Linked DNA regions of Homo sapiens: region 2 is linked to region 1. A link is an interaction called in ENCODE POLR2A ChIA-PET data of the cell type or tissue named here. Cell type or tissue: PC-9. All regions are shown on one strand. Each heading gives the region's core, and the rest is flanking DNA. Links, peaks and the distances in the headings are about the cores only.

Evidence for each region. Peaks named below come from ENCODE experiments on the same cell type or tissue, not always from the same donor. Only the 100,000 strongest peaks of a DNase experiment are listed, where the experiment ranks them.
Region 2: POLR2A ChIA-PET joins it to region 1 with 11 read pairs; 2 of 35 experiments call an interaction of 5 or more read pairs at or near these places.

Annotation. Positions count from the first base shown.
Region 1 is chr6:53,107,106-53,117,207 of GRCh38, reverse strand. No RefSeq gene overlaps it. Among named protein-coding and RNA genes, the nearest start is that of GCM1, 37 kb to the left of the region's middle. In PC-9, for the core only: no CTCF peak of the experiment used is centred there; DNase peaks (open chromatin) are centred at 4,037 and 4,627; H3K4me3 peaks cover 1,075 bases; H3K27ac peaks cover 3,291 bases.
Region 2 is chr6:53,610,663-53,620,764 of GRCh38, reverse strand. No RefSeq gene overlaps it. Among named protein-coding and RNA genes, the nearest start is that of LINC01564, 13 kb to the left of the region's middle. RefSeq lists an enhancer at 4,155-5,354. In PC-9, for the core only: no CTCF peak of the experiment used is centred there; DNase peaks (open chromatin) are centred at 3,624, 4,224, 4,864 and 9,184; H3K4me3 peaks cover 5,608 bases; H3K27ac peaks cover 8,000 bases.

The DNA of each region.
Region 1 (10,102 bases), core at 848-8,847:
AGGTTCTGTTTTAAGGACTGTATATTCATTAACCCAGTTAAGATTTACAGTAACACTATGAGGCTAGTGCTAGTATCATCACTCCCATTGTACAAGTGATAAACTGTGGCTCAGAAAGAACTAATATTCCCAGGAGCATTTAGTTCACAGTTTGACAAAGCCAGGATTTGGACCCAGGTAGTTGTGTTCAAAGCTGACGTTCCCTCAAAGCTCAATGATGTCCAAAACCTTTGGAAGGGGGAGGAATTGCTCATGCGTAAAGGAGAAGTGCATACCTCCAACAATTGCTCTGACACCATTAGGGTGTAAAGCATCAGCACTTGGCTACCTCACCACCTGCTCCTAGTCACCAGTACTCAGCAATCTCTCCTAGAATAGGGGCAGACCCTCTCCTTTTCACACACAACTGTTCCCAGGGGAGTCCCACTGCAGAGATGCTTGGGCCGGAAGACCCAAGTCTGTGGCAAGAGTGGTGTCTGGGGTGTGCTGCCCTCAGAGTTTCTTTGAGGATCTGGGTCTCGGTGCTGAGTCTGGCCTTTCCACCATACTCCTTAGCAGTCATGGAGTTTTCCCCCTAGGATCCCCACTCTTCCTCCTTATAGCCTCACTTCCTGCAATCCTCCCCCACCCTTCTCAAGTCCCTCATTCATATTTGTACACACCTTTATCCTAGCCATGGAAGGATTTGATTTCACTCTTGTAGAGCTCCTGACCAACTGCAGGGCTCCCTGGCTCAAGAAGCCGAAAAAAGATGGACTGCTACATAGCAGGTGGAGTAGACTTCAGGGTAACTACCAAGTGACTAACTGTAACTGACATTCAAGCAGGTAAGCCTGAGGCACACCTGGGTTACACCTGTCACACAGTGCTTAGGGACTCAGACACTGTGGCCAGGTATGTGCTCACAACATCCAGTGACACTTACCTAGGTCCCACCATTAGGGCCCAGCAAAGCCCCCTCTGTAATACTTGGAAATAAGAATTCTTTACATTCCGTGGTATCCCCAAGGTTCCAATAAACACATACATTTGCATATCAGTTGTCACTCTGTCTCCCTCTGCCTGTTTAATCTACTAGAGTTGTGGTATCTCTGGCTGGATTTTATTGCTTCTGTAGTAGCAGAAGGCGCCAGGGCTTAGGATAGAGACATGGCACTCTGGGCTGAGGTAAAGAAATCTGGGCCTAGATGTGGAAACATGCTTTGCATGAGCAGAGGTCAACGGCTGACTTTAAATGATAGCTTTCATAGAAATGCTTGCCATTTCTTAGAAACCATCAAAGCTTGGCATTGTTTGTGTCACTAAGAAATTGTAAACAAAACACAATTTGAACCTGTCTCTCTCTCTCTGGCTTCTGGTTTCCCTTGGCTGGGCCACATCATCACAATGTTGATGAGATGTGGGCCACAGCTTGCTTTGGGCTACTGACTCTGAAAGATGCTGCCAAGAAACCTACAAAATGCTGGCCATGAAGACTGAGATCTCAAGCCTCACCTCACAAAATAAAGCCCATTTAGGAAGGCAGACAGAGTGGTGAGAAGGTCAGGTTTGGGTAAAAGGAGCACATGAGGATTGAGGATGGAACAAACAATCTCGGAAATGTCATTCACTGCTGACTCAGGAGTGTGATATCAACATCATGAACTAGAAAGGGCATAGGATTAAGTGCCAGGAGATTTTGTAGGGGAGGGAAAAAACTTTTTTCTCTATGCTTTTCAATTCTGCAGCTGTGGCCCTGGAAATTAAATTGACAAAAGCCATAATTACAGGAGAAAAAAGTTTATTTCATGGGCATGTAAGGTACCTCAGAGAAATGAAATGAAAATCCCAAAGACATAGTCAGAGTTGGAGGTGTATATACCATTTTAACAAAGGGCGATGAATTTCTGGAGAACTAACAAGACAAATGAAAAGGCAGTTGAGCTTCTAGAGGCAGGAAGTTGTGAGAAGGTAAATATATGGGGAAGCTAATGGAAGGTAAGTGTTATTTTAGTAGGGTTTGTGTTATAGATTCCTTTTGGGGTCATCTTTGGGATGAAAAGAGTCTAGAGTTATCTCTGGTGACTAAGAGTTATTCTGCCTTTCCTGGTATGAGAGAGGGAAGGGGAACACCTTCACAAAGAAAAATATATGCCCTGCTTTTAAGCAAATAGGGAAAAGTAGAGAGCCTTTCTGCAGTCTGCTCTTTCCCAGTTGCCTTCAGCTCAAAACAATCCTTTTACTAAGGCAATACACTCTGATCCCTTTCAGTTTTATATAATTTATTGACAGTCTCTTTCCTGCTAGGCTGGAGGCACTTTGAAGGCAGGAACTGTGTCTATTTCACTCACTTTTGTATCTGCAGAACCTAGCACAGTGCCTGGCCCATTCATTTGACTAAAAATTAACAGATGAATGATTTTGAACATCAGCTTTGAGTACAACCACCTGGGTCCAAATCCTGGCTTTGTCAAGCTATGAACTAAATGCTCCTGGGAATATTAGTTCTTTCTGAACCACAGTTTATCACTTGTACAATGGGAGTGATGATACTAGCACTAGCCTCATAGTGTTACTGTAAATCTTAACTGGGTAAATAAATATAGAGTCCTTAAAACACAACCTGCACATAGTAGGTGCTTAGTTTGAGTTGCCCTGAGCCTCAGTTTCCTTATCTGTAAAATGAAGGTAATGATCTTGTCTTAGCGCTTCAATAGATGCCTTCCTCCATTGACTTACTCTTCAGCAGAGATTCCCATCATGGGCATGAGAATAAACAGAATAATCTCTTATTTTGAAAAAGTAGTGTAAGTGTAAACTATCTTTTCCTTTTTTCTCTCTCCCTTTTTTCTTAAACCAGGCAGCCTCTGACCCAGAATAGGTTTGGAGAGGCTCCCAAAATGTCTTTTCTTGACTTTCATGGCAGCTATTCCTCGTTTGAATGTTCCCAGGGAAATATGGCAACTGTGGGAGACCAGAATATGCCTCCTCAAAATAAGAGGATTGTTGAGCTGAAGATAATTAAGATGCAGGGGAGCTCTGTGTCTTCCCTTTGCTTGCCTAAAAGCAGGACAGAGATTTACAGAGACAAAAGGTTTTTTATCCTCCCTGTCTCTTTTCTTACCTAAAGATAAGATGTACATTCTTCATTACTGGAGACAACCCTTGATCAGCTCAGAGATGGTGCCAGAGGGACCTGTGAGCAGACTTTACTCCATTAGTGTTTGCCCATATATTTACCTTCCCATAGCTTCCCATTTTTGGAAGTCCAGGACTACTTTCCTTTGTCTTGTCACTTCTCTGAAATTTATTGTTCTTTATTAGACATACTATATATGGCAGACTCGTAAACACTGCCTTGAGTTAACTCTTCACTGAGGTTTCTCCCACGCGATGTGTCCTGTACGTGTTGATAAGCTGGACTGTTCTCTTGTTAATCTGTCCTTTGTTGCAGAAGTCTGTCCCAACTACAAACTTAGGAAGGTTGAGAAAGAGAACAGACCAAGAGACATTGCAGCAAACTACCAGTGATTATTTTCTCATTTTGTCTACTTCTGCGACACATGTTCTCCAGGGAGTTTGAAATGTAGGGACAAGCACACAGACACATACCACGCATCTTCCTAAGCTAAGGAAATTACACTGAGATCAGAAGTGGCTGGAGCAGCAAATGTCACACTCCAAATGCCACATTCACAGAAGCAGAAAGGACAAAAACAAATCGGCAGCCCATTTTTGCACAGCTGTGAGATGGAGTGTCTGAAAAATGTAGTCTTGAGATATCTCACTTGTGTTTTTATCAGAACACTTCAAATGATAGCAGCAAATCTTTGGCTTAGTGGAAAAAAGTCTCCAGAGTTGGAGTTAGATGTCCTGGATCCTATCTAGAGTTCACCCTTACCCTGTCTTTGGGCAAATCATGCTTCTCTGGGTCTCGGTTTCCTCCTTCAGTCTAAATGGCTATATGGCCTCTCATGGCCCTAACACTGTAAGACAATAATAGTGGTATTAATTTGGATTAGTCAAACAAGGGACAGCTCCCTCAGGGCATAACTTTCTGCTTCCAGGTGATGCTGGCATCCCTCCACCAGCACCTGGATCCACTCCCCCAGGAGGATGAGGGTGTGATTTGTACATCCAGCTCTCCTACCCTGAGACCTTGAGTGACCCAGGATGCAGCTAAGAGACACTGGCCATGCCCACAAAGAGAGCAGAGGCCTGAGAAGGGGCTGCAGAGAGACGGGAGAGTTTTGCTCTGCTTGCAGCAAGCCCAAGAACTTAATTTAAACCTAGTGAGTTAATCAGCTGCAGTCTTCCAGTTTAATCCCTTAGAGCCAAAGCTTTCAAGAAGCCTTGACAGTCATCTGGGACCTATAAGGCGCTGTCCTGGGTCATGGTGGTGGTGGGAGGAGCTGGGGCAAGGAGCTGGCAGTGGGGGGCTCTGCAGACAACTTGCTTATGATTTAGTAGGAGAGAAGTGACACAAGTCAGTTAGTCACAATTTTTCTCTGAAGCCTTCTGAGGTGTGGCACTGGCCAGGATGTGGTAGAAAGTAAACACAGGTGAAACAGAGCTCTTTGAGAGTGCCCTGGAGGCCCAGGGGGAGTAGATTGTGTGTAATTATTTAATCATTCATTGGCTGGAGTTAAACTGTGGAAAGCCTCCAGGAGGAATAGTAGAACTTCCAGGAGGAGCTGGAGGGTGGGGAAGGTGAGAGAAAGAGCATTCCAGATGCCAGCAGAGCAAAGGGGCAGGGGTAGGGAGGGGCTTTGGGTGTCCTGGGAACCAGAACTATTCTTGGCTAGGAGCAGACCTGGAGGAGGAGCAGGAGGCGAGCTGGAAAGGTAGGTTAGTGTCAAACCTGTACAGACCTAGAATGCAAAGTTTATTATTTGGGCTTTAACCTGCATACCAAGGGTCAAAAATTGGCCGATTCCACTCATCCTGCAGATGGCTTTTGTTTGACCTGTATCGTGTTTTTATTTTTTTCCTTTTAAACTTGAGTTTGGTTAAGCATACAACATTTCACAAACAACATGGATTTCCAGCTTCTCTTTAAAAATAGGAAGGTCAGGCCTTATAGAGAATCTTCGAACGGAAGCTGAGTAGCCGCTTCCCTTTCAGGCAAGAGACACAGGGTCTGGCTTGCCACTGCCTGCACACCTGGTCCACCTCACTCACTTGTGGTGTCCTCTGGACCTTCACAGGTGTTTGAGTTCATCACCCTTGCCAGAGACAGCAGGCTGTAGAAAGTTTAGAAGGTCACAACTTGTGGATAACAGAGGAAGGTTGTGCCTCAGACTAACCTGATGCCAGCGTTTTGATTGGGAAGGGGCGAGAGTACAGGAAGAATATCTGATAGGAAACTGTTTTATAGGTTCAAGCTAGAGGTGGTGAGGTCCTGACCCAGTCAGTGGCAGTGAATGAAAATAAAGAGGTGGCCTTATATGCAGAAGGAACAGAGGCTGCCCAGTGCTGTGCTTGGAGGGCCAACAAGCTCTCTGTCTCAGATTCATGCTCAACAAGCTTGAATCCCATGCTCTAATAAGAATACTACCTTAGCTAGGTCAAGGCTGCAGTGAGATGTGATCACACCACTGCACTCCAGACTAGGTGACAGAGTGAGACTCTGTCTCAACAAAAAGAAAACAAATGACCTTAGCTCTAGGTAGTGAATAATACTTTAACACTTTTATCCAATGAGATCAGGAATGTCATTCCCCACCAGAACCTTGTGAGCTTGGTATTGTGACTGTCATCCTCGTTCTGCAGATAAAGAAATTGAGACTCAGAGATGATCTATTATTTGTCTACAATCATTCAGCCAGCAAAATGGCAGAACCAGAACAAACCTTTACCCATGGGCTCCCAGTCTGAATCCATCTCCCTTGGGCAGGGTGTACTCGTGTGACACATAGCATCACTCTCTGTGCTTTTTAAAACTGCAAATACATCTAGGAAGGTAGGAGAAAGCACTTCACCTCCCAGTGATGGTCTGAATATTATCATTGGATCTATATTTGTCTAGAGGCACGCTAGCATTGGGGACAGAGTGTAGGCTCTGGAGCCAGCCTACCTAGATGTGAATCCCATCATAACCACTCATTGGGTAAGTTACTAAATATCTCTGTGCCTTAGTTTCCTCACTTTTAAGAAAAGGTGATAACACCCACTTTACAGGGATGCTGCAATGATTCAATGAGTTAATGTGAATAATGCACTTAGCACATAGAAAATGCTGTGTGAGTGTTTGCACATTATTTATTTTATTTTTGAGACAGAGTCTTGCTCTGTCACTCGGGCTGGAGTGTAATGGTGTGATCACCACTCACTGCCACTTCAACCTCCTGGGCTGAAGCAATCTTCTCACCTTGGCCTCCTGAGTAGCTGGGACTATAGGTGGGCATCACTGTGGCCAGCTAATTTTTGTATTTTTTGTACAGACAGTGTTTCGCTATGTTGCCCAGGCTGGTTTCAAACTCCTAGGCTCCAGTGATCTGCCCACCTTGGCCTCCCAGAGTGCTGGGATTACAGGCATAAACCACCACACCCATCTGTTTGCACATTGTTATCCACATTTTTCATAAGCCAGTCTGCAGTCCCAGGTTTTTTGTCATGAGGAGAGAATTGGAGGGAGGGAGTTACAGAGGAGTCAGGGGAGACATAACGTGGATGTGGCAAGAGAATTGGCACAACTCACTCCCCATGGTGTTTGTCAACAGGAAGACACACCAGCTGCATCCATCTGGGTTGTTATCTGTGGTGGAAAGTGAGGGGAAGGGATAAAATGGGGGTGGACCTTTCTTTAGACCTCCCTACCAGAGGGTCAAGCATGGCGCTAGGTATTTCTGAGCCAGCCAGAGGAAAGGGTTTGGGAGCTGATGGAAGTGCCAAAATGCAAATGTCTACAGATGCCTGAAGGAAGACTAGATGTCTGAAGCTTGCTGGGATAATCATGGGTGCCAAACTGCTGGTATTGTGCTGAGGTTAATATTAATACCTACCCTAGTGACACCATCTTCTAAAAACTCTGAGCTCATGACCTGTGTCCAGATCCCTAGAAGTGGAGGCATAGAGTTTGAGCAGTGTTGCTATACCCAGGAAGTCATGGCTATGGTAGGCAGAATGATGGTCCCTCAAAGATGTCCACATCCTAACCACTAGAACCTGTGACAAAACCTTACGTGGCAGAAGAGACTTTATAGATGTGATTACATTGAGGACCTTCAGATGGGAAGGCTAGCCCGGATTGTCCAGGTGGGCCCAATCTCATCACATGGGTCCTATTGTTCCTGGTGAGTCCTGAGGAAGACACCCTGCTCCTCTGACTCCTCATTGAGAGGCAGCCACCCCTCAATTCAGTCCTCTGAGTCCTGAAAGTCTTGTGGTCAGTTTCTCTGCACACGGGTAAATGCAACCACAACTCAGGCATTTATGAATGGCAGTTACTTGGGTAACTGAAAGGAGGTAGTTTTAATTTTGAATAGTCACTAATTGCAAAGGGGCCATCTTTCCAGAAAACACCTCCTTATCTTTTTGGTGAGTGTATCTACTGTTTCTCCTGCAGTGTTTGCACCATTCTGACAATTATCCCCTTGACAACATCTTCCCAGGACTGAGCAGAGAATTCCAAAGACTGTTCCAATGATCAGGAACTAGAGCTAATCTTAGAACAGCATCTAATGAGTCTTTCTTCCTCTGTATTCCCCCATCACCCCTACCAATCCAGGTAAATTGGGCAGTCACTGCCTACCTAGACAAACGTGGCCTGGCAGAGGGGTGGGACCCAAGGTTCAGATTTAAAGGCACTATCAGCAAAATCTCACTGTGTGTCCTCTGTGTCCCATAAATAGATTTGAAATAATTGCTTCATTTCTAGGTTGCAGGGAACTTTGCACAATTGATCTGGTGTAAACAAAGGTCTTGACACCTGAGGAGTAAAGAAATTAGGCTTTGAAAGATGTTTCTTAAACCGTGAAAAACAATGTTTCTCAAACAGTGAAATACTTCTCCACCTGCCAGAATGCATCAGAGAAGACTGTCACCAAATTATTCCCCCATTCAACCATTAGTGTTGCCACATCTATAAGCATAATGCATTAAATTTACACCATGCTCACAAATACTTTCCATTCCCCCACTTCTCAGCATTGTAGTGATCACCGTTTTTGTCCCCTTCCTCTGCCTCCCCCATCCTAAACCCTGCCAGTACTGCTCCTGGTGAGAAAGTGGCAAGGAGACACTAAGAACCCCTTCCTAACATACCAATGTCCCACAGCACGTATGGAGAAGGATGACCGGGGCACCCATTAGTCAATGATATATACTAAGCTAGTGAAAGTAAACAGTGGTTATCTCTGATGGTAAGTTTATGGGCAATTCCAAATTTCTTTTAATGCCTCTCTGCATTTGCCAGAATTGATATATTAATGTTTGCCAAAAAATGTGAAAAACTCACAGGTGCTTCCCAGTCTGCTGTGCCATTGGAAAATGTAGGAAGAAAAGACAAAAGAATATTGGCTGTCTCAGAAAGACTTCAGTAGGAATGGTACCAAAATTAAAAAGATTTACAAAAAAAAAAAAAAACTTAAAAAGATTAGGGGGAGAGCTGTACCATGCCCCTTCATGCAGCTGGCCCTCAGGGTACAAGCAACAAAGTGGCCACATGAGCAGCTGTTCTCACGTCAAGAGAAACCTGCTTAATGACAGTCTTGGTAGGAGAAGAAGAGCCTGTTCCAAAACTTGTTCTTTCTTAAAGTTAAGGCTCTTGATCTTTACTTTTCTCCTGACTCTTCAAGTTCTTCAGGATTATTTTTCCTAACTCAGAAGGTCTGCTTCAAATGCTGCTATTTCTTGTTGAGTTGGGGCAGGGGGCACGCAGGGCTAGGAATAGGAATTTGCTATTTATAATCTCCATGACCTCTATAAAGGTCATCTTTTCTACTCTATCATTAAGAAAGAAACAGGCTGTACTTTTTCTTACTCAATTCTGCTCAAGATTAGAGCTCTCAAAACAGATGTATTGAGACGTCATTCAGCAATTACAGGAAGGCCATTAGATTTTTGGAAGGAGCATTACTTTGTGGGACATTTAAGGCTTTCTTGCTCTCGACCATTTTGGCTGTTTCCAAGCTAGTGTTTTTCTGTTTGTTTGTTTGTTTTTTTGAGATGGAGTTTCGCTCTTGTTGCCCAGGTTGGAGTGCAATGACATGATCTTGGCTCACTGCAACCTCTGCCTCCCAGGTTCAAGCGATTCTCCTGCGTCAGCCTCCCAAGTTGCTGGGATTACAGGTATGCGCCACCACACCCAGCTAATTTTTTTATTTTTTAGTAGAGACGGGATTTCACCATGTTGGCCAGGCTGGTTTCTAACTCTTGACCTCAGGTGATCCACCAGCCTCGGCCTAAAGTGCTGGGATTATAGGTGTGAGCCATCGCGCCCGGCCCAAGCTACTGCTTCTTAATCGAATGTTTCCAAAGACAAGGTTGGGCATTTGCTTTAATTTTACCTTATACTCTGTTGTGCTTCCCATCTCCTCCTGCACTTTAACTCAGGCTCTGTGGACTGACTTAGGGTTTCCCAATATTCAGAATTTTCTCTTGGCTCTTAGAGGCAATTGCTCAGGCCCTTTTGACTACTGTTGTGGGGCTGCTCCTGGGTAGGGTTAGGAAATCATTGAAATTTGCCTACATACTATCAAGATTTCCCACAATCTCCCAAACCTTCCTATTTGCATCAGTCTTTGGCGCATCACTACCTTTCATTTATTTCCCCTAAGCTACCCAAAGCCTGAGTGCTACTCTAGACTTGCAAATTCTTTCCTGTATTAAGGGCAGTCTCATCCGCTGGTGGGTGAGGAACACAGGGTAACTATTTGGCATACTTGCCTCTGCTTCCCAATCCTGTGCCCAGAGCAGGCATCGCTGATCAGTCAGCCATGGCACGCATCCCTACTGAGTTGACTCAGCAGCAGAATATTTCTTAACCAGCACTTCAGACAACCACTACCAATGGATCAAGCCCAGCCATTGATTTAAGTTGAAGCTTAACTTGCTGTAGTGTAAAGGGATTGCTCCTATAAACTACATAGTTGAAATGGCTCACAAGTACAGTCTTAGGGTT
Region 2 (10,102 bases), core at 1,374-9,373, 500 kb before region 1:
ATATACTGCTGACTTTAAAATTCAAGTCTTTTATTAACCAATAAAGGTAGTTTATTACATTTTTATTTCTTGTCATATATTTTAGTCTTCTTTAAAAAGTCTGTTTATTAATGTGCTTTAACTTATAATCTTTGAAAGACTTTTATCTTTAAAAAATTTAAAGAGATTCCTCAGACAAAATGTCCCAGTTTGCCACTCGGAAAATGTTAGCATCATTCTTTAAGACTATATGTGAAAACTCAACTATCTTGCAAATGGAAAAATTGAGTCTCCAAGTCACAAGAGTATTTTTTTTACTTTTTATTTTGAAATAATTTCAAATTTATAGAAAAGTTACAAAAATAGTAGATAGAAGCCTGTATACCCTTTACCCAGATTCATCAAATGTTAGTATTTTGCCCCATTCACTTTCTCAATCTCCTTTCATTGGCACAAGAAACTGAGGCACAGAGAAGTTAAGTAACTTTGCCAAAATCATACTACTAGAGTATGGCAAACCTGAACTTCAACCTGTCTGGCACGAGAGGCTTCCATCAGTTCCTTCTCCGCTCAAGTAAACTTCATCAACTCTTACAGGCATTCAGTCTGGTAAGTGAGTACCTGGTCTTTATGATAAGTTGTCACATGGTTATGATATTATGAAATATGTATTTGGGCTTGCTCCTGTTTCTTGACATACAGCTTCTAAAACCCTTGGGAATCTCCAAAGTGATGAGTGTCTTTGATATGCTGTGGAGATTACTGATGCCTAGGGACCCCTAAGTAGCTTCCGTATGGGGGCTGGTCACCAGAAAGACCAAGGCATGATTAGACGGTTGGGACTTAAAGTCCCACCAATCAACCTTCACCTCCAGGGAAGAAACAGGGGCTGACCAATGGCTCATGACTTAATCAATCATGCCTACATGATGAAGCCTTCATAAAAACTCAAAATGACCAGGTTCAGGAGCTTCTGGATAGCTGAACGTGTGGAAAGTCCTGGAGGGTGGCACATGCAGAGAGGGCATGGAAGCTCCATGCCCCTTCCCACATGCCTTGCCTATGCATCTCTTCCTCCTGGCTGTTCATCTGTATCTTTTTTAGTATCCTTTATAATAAACCAGTAAACAAAAATAGGTGTTCCTCTGAGTTGTGTAAGTCATCCTAGCAAATTAATTGAACCCAAGGAGACAGTAGTGGGAATCTTGACTTATAGCTGATCAGCAGAAGCAGAGGTGACAACCTGTAACTCGTGATCGGCCTCTGAAGTGGGGGCAGTCCTGTGGGGTAGAACCCTTATTCTGTGGGATCTGATGCTATCTCCAGATAGATAGTGTCAGAATTGAATTAAATTATAGTACACATAGCTGATATCTGCTAGGGAATTTATTGGTTGCTGGTGGGGAGAAATCCCTATATATTTTGGAGACTAGAGGTGAAATGCTCTGTGTTGGCTGTGTAAAAAATGGTTAGGTTTGGTTTTTCCTTAGTGAGTTTTTCCTTCTAACTTACTGGTATAGGTAACAAAACCCATAAGAAAATGTCCTCCTCTAACTTTGTAAGCCCCACATTCTACATCTGAACCAGGTAGGAAAAGGAGACCCAGAGGAGCAATAAGTTAGCAACAGACAACAGTGCCCTGAAAGCAGGAAATGGCAGTGTCTGGACAAATTGTCACGGTCATATTAAGCAAGTTAAGTATTTACTCAGCTGGCAGGAGTATTACATTTTTAATTGTTACCCACTTTAACCAATATTTAGCTAGTGTCCTCTGCATATGGAGGACCATATTAAGCATTTTGGAAAAAACCCAAATGCAAGAAAGGATCTCGGGGAGCAATATACACTCATGAAAAAAATAACCTTAAGCATATTCACCAAGAAGTATACATGTGTTGATAAATTAGTATTATACCAAAAAATTAAAAACCCCCACTGTTCACACAAACCCTGAGAAGCCATTACAGTAGGGAAAGTTTAAGAAGCTATGCTTCTCCTTGATGGTGTAAGGTTTTAAATGGGTTTAGAAAACTAAGGGGCTATGTGGAGTTAAGAGTGCCATGAATGGGGTAAAGATGCAGAGTGGGAGGAAACAAACGTATGTGGACTTAGAAGGGAGGAAATTCATAGGCTCACCTTGGAAGGCTGAAGGAGGCTGACACCATGTTGGATGATCAAAAATCAGCATTAACTCATTCACCAGATGGGTTGGAATAATGCAGATGAACTCAGGGTCACAGGTGTCAGGATGGGGAGACTGTCTCAAAGCAGGGGAGGCTTTAGGCTTGGGAGTTTTGTTTTACTTTTTGACAATGTTAACGCAACTAAGTAACTATGAAAGAGAAGTATGAAAACAGCCCACTGGCTCAAGGTCAGAAGGAAAGCGTGGGAGGCTTTAGAGAAAGTGATGTGTTCACAGGTGGTGAAGCTGAAGTCAGGTGGCAGCAAGTTCAGGTGGAAGTGGATGATGAGGAAATGGAGGTGGAAAGGTAGATTTCCCCCCACTCTATACATTTTTTTCATGGATAGATGTAGAAAATGAAATTATAATTAGACACTGAAGTGAGGTCAAGGAAGGAGTATTTTTTAAGTAAGGAGACAACACTACAGACTGGCCACAAATTCCCTGAGACTGTGTCTAACCAGAGCTGTAGATATTAATATAAAATCAGCTCTCGGCTGGGTACAGTGGCTCTTGCTTATAATTCTAACATTTTGGGAGGCTGAGGTGGGCAGATTGCTTGAGCCCAGAAGCTCTAGACCAGCCTTGGCAACATAGTGAAACCTCATCTCTACAAAAAATACAAAAAATAGCTGGGTGTGGTGGCAGGTGCCTGTAGTCCCGGCTACTCAGGAGGCTTCGGTGGGAGGATCACCTGAGCCCAGGAGGTCGAGGCTGCAGTGAGCCATGATCATGCCACTGCACTCCAACCTGGGTGGCAGAATGTCTCAAAACAAACAAACAAACAAACAAACAAAAAATCAACTTTTAAGGAGTGCTTCTATGACTTCTGTCATTAGGAAAATGTTCAGAAGTAATAGGAAGTATGAGAAACATGAACATTTGTGCAGAAAAGGAGGAATCATAGAAATAAAACTTCAGACTGTTGTGCAAACGGGCACATTGCATATGCTTAAAGTTAAAAGGGAGGAACCAGGGGAATGTGATCAGATTAAAATAGCAAAGCAATTAAAAATTTTACATACAAAGCTTAAAGGCAAACTTAAGAGATTGTAGTAACCACAGCAGGCATAATCAGCACTCAGTAGGTGTTTACTCTGTGTAGGATGATGTTACTGTAGAAGCAAAGGCCCTACTGACAGATCCAAAGCACAGGTGGAGACAGTGACTTTTTCATCACAGCTCAGAGTTTTGATAAAGAATAGAGATGGATTTATTTACTAACTCAATAAAACACTGCTAAACACTAGGGGTACAGAGATGAATTTAATATGGCTCCTCCCCTCAAGGAGCTCCTGATCCAATAGAACAAGCAGACACTAGAGTCCAATGAGACACTAGCTACCAAGAGCAAGGGCAAGAAACATTAGATGTAGGGCTCCACCCTGATATAGTTTGGATCTGTGTTCCTGTCCAAATTTTGTGTTGAATTGTAATATCCGGTGTTGGAGGTGGAGCCTGGTGGGAGGTGATTGGATCATGCGGGCAGATTTCTCATGAATGGTTTAGCAGCATCCCCTTTGTCCTGCCCTTGGAACAATGAGTTATCTGTCAGATCTGGTAGTTAAAGAGTGTGTGGCACCTCCCCCTCGCTCTCTTCCTCCTGCTACTGCCATGTGAGATACCTGCCCCTACTTTGCCTTCTTCCATGATTGGAAGCTTCCTGAGGCCACCCCAGAGTCAGAAGCCGCTATGCTTCCTGGACAGCTTGCAGAACCGTGAGTCAATTAAACCTTTTTTCTCTATAAATTACCCAGTATCAGGTATTTCTTGATAGCAATGTGAGAGTGGACTAATACTCACCCAGTAGACTTCCCGGAGCCTCCCGTCTTCTAGCCCTCTTTTATCAGGAGAGGATGCTGGATCCATCCTGCTGCTCTTTGGCATTCTGGGCACTGTGCTGCTGTGAAGATGCCTTTAACACCTCCCCACCCTAGTGAGATCATCATCATTGATTGCTGCAGTTGCATCCCTGCTGTCACCACCACTTCCACCACAGGTGACCAATCTTGCCAGATGGACCTTGCTGTTATTACCAACAACTTTGACGGGTCTATACCTCACCAATGTTGGAGCTCTCTTATTGGTGTCCACAGTGGTTGTCTGGCTCCTAAAGATTTTTTGTGTGTGTGTAATTCTCTCTCTAAAGCAACTTGAAATACCTCTACTGTGTTCAACTTTGAATGAGTTTTGTAATCACCTAGTAGATGGGATTAAGAAACATACAAACACATATTCTCACTCTTTACTCATTAACCTGAGTTTCACTGTTCTGATCCCTGAGCAACAATCCCCAACTCCTCCATGTCAAATCCAGTCCAGAGTTCTCAAGGCAGCCAGGCAGACTTGGCTTTCCCCAGGGACCCCAGGCCTATGTGCTTTGCTATTTTATTATGTAAGAAGGAAAAGCACCTAAAATGTGAGCGTTAGTGAATGAAAGGTGATTGTGTGACGATACCTCCAAACTTACACCAGCAAAAGAGAGGAAATAAAAGTTAAGTTCTCCACATGTCCTTTTTACTAGAGAATCCCAAATCACTGTGACTCAGCACCTGTACTTTGTGGTCATTTGTACCTGATACTAATTCTATTGTGACTCAGACGTTGCTCCAAACAAGTTTCCTTGTCACATCTCGCCACTGTTGTTAGGAAAACACGTTCAATGCAGGGGAACGTATTTGTTATGCTAGAAGCAAAGAGGGAGAGAGCGAGTGCACAGCAGAAGCAGGTAGTCATCCAGTAGAGATCAAAGTTCCCTTGCAAAGGGAATTTGTCATTGGTGCACACTCCCTTATTTAAGCTTTTGCTGATTCATCGTGCACTCATCAAAGCTGCACTGAGCTAATATTTAGAAATTCATTTGCTATAGAAGCAAACTCCAACATCAAATCCTTAAGTATGTGACTTGATCTATTCATACCTGGGTGTATACTAGTCCTGAGTTTAGGCACATATACCCACCTACACACAGCAGTGCTGAAAAAGCGTGACTGTAAAAAACTGGGGTGATAACTGGACAATGAAGTGAGGTCAATGAAGGGTTATTTTATATAGGAAATAACCCACAGATTGGCCACAAATCTCCTCTGCATTGACATTCATATGTATACATACACATTCTCACATGAAAACTCTTTTAAAAAAACTTTAAATTAGGGAAATTGTTGAAATTTGAACTAAGATGATAGTGAACAAGAAGCCCACAGAATATTAATAATTATCTTAATTTTCTTTCTTATTATTCAAAGTATATGCTCTAAAACTGTACTGAGGTACATCAAGTGCACAAATAGTAGTATGGAGTTGATGTTTTTTTTCCATATACATGTACCTATGTTACCACCATCTAATTCAAGATAGAGGATATCTCTGATCTCTTAGCTGGAGAAGACCGCCTCATGCCACTTTCCAGTAAATATCTCCCCATAGAGTTAATAGTATTCTGACCTCAATCACCGTAATTCATTTTGTCTGTTCTTGAAATGTATATAATTTAAATCATACAGTAAGATACATATATTTAATTTTTAAAAATACATTTAAAATGTACAAAAGCCATGCCTCACTCCTGGCTCTGATCCTCAGCCACCTGTTTTCTCTACCCAAAGGCAACCAATGATACTACCTTTCTTTTTTTTTTTTTAGATGGGGTTTCTCCCTGTTGCCCAGGCTGGAGTGCAGCGGTGCAATCATAGCTCACTGCAGCCTCACACTCCTGGGCTCAAGCCATCCTATTGCCTCAGCCTCCTGAGTAGCAGGGACTGCAGGTACACACTACCACAACCAGCTAATTTTTAACTTTTTTATTTGGACAGAGTCTCACTTTGCTGCCCAGGCTAGGTATCACCTTTTTGTTCATCTCTACAGAAATATTTACTCATATACACAAAAATGCATATGCATATACATAGTTTTCTTCTCTTGAGATCACTTTTGCAAAAATTATAACAATCAGGAAATTATTACAGTGAATGAGATCTGAACTAACCAACCCCCATCTAGCCTTTAACCTCCAAACTGGCCTTAATTATTCCTGGGCTTATGCCAAGATAACTTTGGGAGACATTTAGTTTAGAGTTTAAATGGTAATAGTGCTTCCCCAAAATTATACCACTTTGTAAAGCTAAGGAAAGCTAATCCATCCACCAGGTTATTAGGATGAGAGGAGCCTGAATTCTGCTAAGGTGTAGACTTAAACGATTACCAGCCATTAGTCTGGAGGTCTCAAAAATTGCAACTCCCCTAATTACTCCCGCCGATAACATCACTATTATAGAACCTAAGATTGGCCTTTTGAGATGTCTTTTCAGGTTTCTGCATTTCTGACGACCAATGAACCAACGTCTCCACCCAGGCCTGCCAAACCCCACTAGCCAGTCCTGTGGCCCTACCCAGAAGCAGACTCCCTGGCTCCCCAAACCACCCTTGAAAAACTCTAGCCTCCAAATTTTCAGGGAGATTGATTTGAGTAATAACTCCATCTCCCACGTGGCATGGCTGGCCTCGTGTCAATTAAATTTTATTGCAATGACTTGGCCTTGGTGGATTGATTTTGTCTGTGCAGTGGGCAGGAAGAAACTATTGGGTGGTTACACTCTCACACAAGTTTGGAACACTACTGAAAATTTAAAAAATTAGCTGGGTGGGTGTGGTGGCATGCTCCTGTAGTCCCAGCTACTTGGGAGGCAGAGGCAGGAGGATCCCTTGAGCCCAGCAGGTCGAGGCTACAGTGAGCTATGACTGTGCACTGCAATCTAGCCTGGGCAACAAAGTGAGACCCTGTCTATAAATAAATAAATTTAAATAAATGAGAAAAAAAAGGTAGTGACATACTATAGCATTTAGGAATATGTTTAGCTACAAATAACAGAAACTCAAAAACAGTGGCTTAAACAGTAAGTTTGCCCCACGAAACAAGAAGTCTGGGGCAGTCCAAGGAGGTTCAACAGGCTGCTGTTTCTGTTTTTTTACCTCCACCACCCTTAGAGTGAGGCTTTTGTCTTAATGCTTATTACTTCTTTGTTGCAAGATAGCTGCTGCATCTCCAGGTATTACATCTGTATTCAAGACAGGGAGAAGAAGAAAGCGGGAGTTGGGAAGGGGAGAGACCTGTGTTAGGAAACCAAAAGCTTTCACAGAAACCCTCTATTTCTATCTCATGGGATCATACTCCTGAATCATACGGCCCCTCCAGCTGCACAACACTGTGGTGAAGCAAATATTTTTAGTTTAGCCTTTATTTTTTAGAAAGAAAGGGGATGAGAATTGGCATGAGCAGATATAAGGATAGCCTCAGCCTCACATGATATTATGACTGTATTATTTGTTAAATATTGAGAAAGTTATGGAATACTGAAAAATTTTAGTTTTGGATAAATACCCATTCACATTAATTTTTGCTGTCCTTACTACTACTTTGAGAAAAAAGGTAAACTAAAGAACTTCTAAAATTTCTTCTCATATTGTTATTGTACACAGGTCCATCTTTTTAAATCCACAATTGCAAAATATAAAAACAAAATAAAGAAAACTATGAAAACAGAAAAGTTTATGTAACTGATTTTGTGACAAAAACCTGATGTGACCCAAGGAGAGGCTATTTGAAGTCTTCGTTCATATGATTTAGTGTAAATTGTTTATATGTTGCAGAAATATTCATGTTTGATTAAAGAGTACTGCCCCAGACCCTACTTGGGATATTACATAATAAATAGGATCTTCTAACTTTGAAAAGTTCTGAATTCTCAAACACCTCTAAACCCAATGGTTTAAATAGGGAATTGAAGAACTGTGGTTAGAAAGATGACTTCAATGTAAATATACAATTTGGCAGAAAGTTTAGGGGAATCATATAAACAACTAAATGAATGCAGGCAGAAATGAAAAAAGAAATCCTGAAACTTTAAGAATCGGGGATAATATCAGATAAGTATGTTGCTTAAATTTGACTAATTTAAACCATTTTTATAAATTAGTCACTCAGCATGAAGACATCAAAAATTCTTCCTAAATTCTAAACACTATGTACATTTGAATGCTGAGTTAGTCCCAGGATTCATCCCCAAAATATCACTGACCAGTATGATTTAATATTAGTATTTGCCCTCTCAGGGGCATCCTTGCTGCAGGATATCACAAGGGTAGAAGGTAAAGCAGCTGCACAAAACATCTTTGCTCTTGTTTGTTACTCTGAGATGATCCTCTGCCTGAAAATATCTAAGCAGATACTTTTCTCAGCTTTGCAATGCAAATGATATTTAACAGTTCCCTAGGAATGTTTTGTGTGCTTATCAAATTTCAGCTAAACACATTTATTTATATGATAAATATGATAACCAAAAGGTTCCATGTATTATCTTTTCAATATTCATGTTATACTGTACAAGCACTGTATTATACAAATACTGTATAATATAGTATTGTAAGGTACAAAAATACAATAAACTAACCATACTTCAACTCTGCGGGGTTGCTGTGGGAGAGCTCTGCAGGGTTGCTGTGCAAGCCCCAGGTAAGTGATTAAGTCAGACAATAACTACATCAGTGCTTCTCAAATTTTCATGTGCCTGCAGATTATCGGTTGGGGGCGGGGAGTTTTTAATATGCATTCTGACTTAGTAGGCCTGGTGTCGGGCCAGAGATTCTGCGTCTCTCCCAAGCTTTCAGGTGATACAGATGCTGACTGGTGGACCACATTTTGAGTAGCAAGATGCTAAAGCTTCTTACAACTCTAAACTTTCAAAATCCTTTATAAAAGGATAGCTATAATGTATATGTGAAATGGACTATGGAAACATAAAATAATAAAAGCTTACTATTGTCAGTCACTTGGGAAGTGTCACTTTTGGAAGTTAGTCACTTCCCAAGTGTACATCTCAGGATATACAAACTCTTAGGGGAACTCCATGTGATTTAGAAATCTAGCCAGCTTGCCAAGAGGATAATGAAGAATATAATTGAGGTGTGGGTGAAAACCTCCAAAGACTAGAAACCTTTGCTCTGACATGCACCCTGAACATGGTTGTCTCCAAGCCAAGATTTTATTAAAAGGTGATTAAGCCCAACCTTGAGAAAACATGTGTTTTCAAGAGACTCTTGAACTCTCAGCCTCAAGTGGAGTTAGGCAATTCTGGAGAAACCAGTTAACATCCTGGGCCTATTACTTGCAAGGAACATTTAGGCCCCCCAAACAAACAAGATGTTAGCTAAATAATAGGCCATAAATGTAGAGCAAATTGGAGAACTCCAAAATAACCAAGGACAAAAGAGAACTTCAGAGAGTCAACAATTTGTACAAGGGCTATTATCCTAGACTCAATTTGTGTTTCTTACATAGCCAAAGCAATCTTCTCCAAACAAAAATTTGTGTATGCTACCCTGCTATAAAATTATCTAAGGCTCACGACGGTACCTACAGAGAAATAGAAATACTGATTCTTCTTAATGTAGAATCCTATGAGGTTTTCCAAAAACATACAATTGTGTAACCACAATCACAATCAAGATATCGAACAGTTCTATCTATCTCAAAAATCCTCCCCTTCCTCTAAGTAGCCAATCCTTTCTGTACCACTCCCACAACCCCTGCCCCAGTCCCTGGTAACCAAACATCTGTATTCTGTTCCTATCATTATTCCTACTCTAGAAGGTCATTCCTATCATTATTCCTACTCTGGAAGGTCAAATGGAATCATATAGAGTGCTGCCTTTTGAGTCGGCTTCTCGTACTTCACACAATGCATTTGAGATTTATCAATGCTGTGGCATGCTTCAGGAGTTCGTTCCTTTTTATTACTGTAATCCATTGAGATGCCACGCTGAGCCATATTGGAGCCCGAAGCAGAAAAACAGAAAACAAAAATTGCACCCCTCTATATATGTTTTTTATGTATTTTGTGGATATTTAAACACTAAAATAATAAAAATATTGAAAAATTTTAA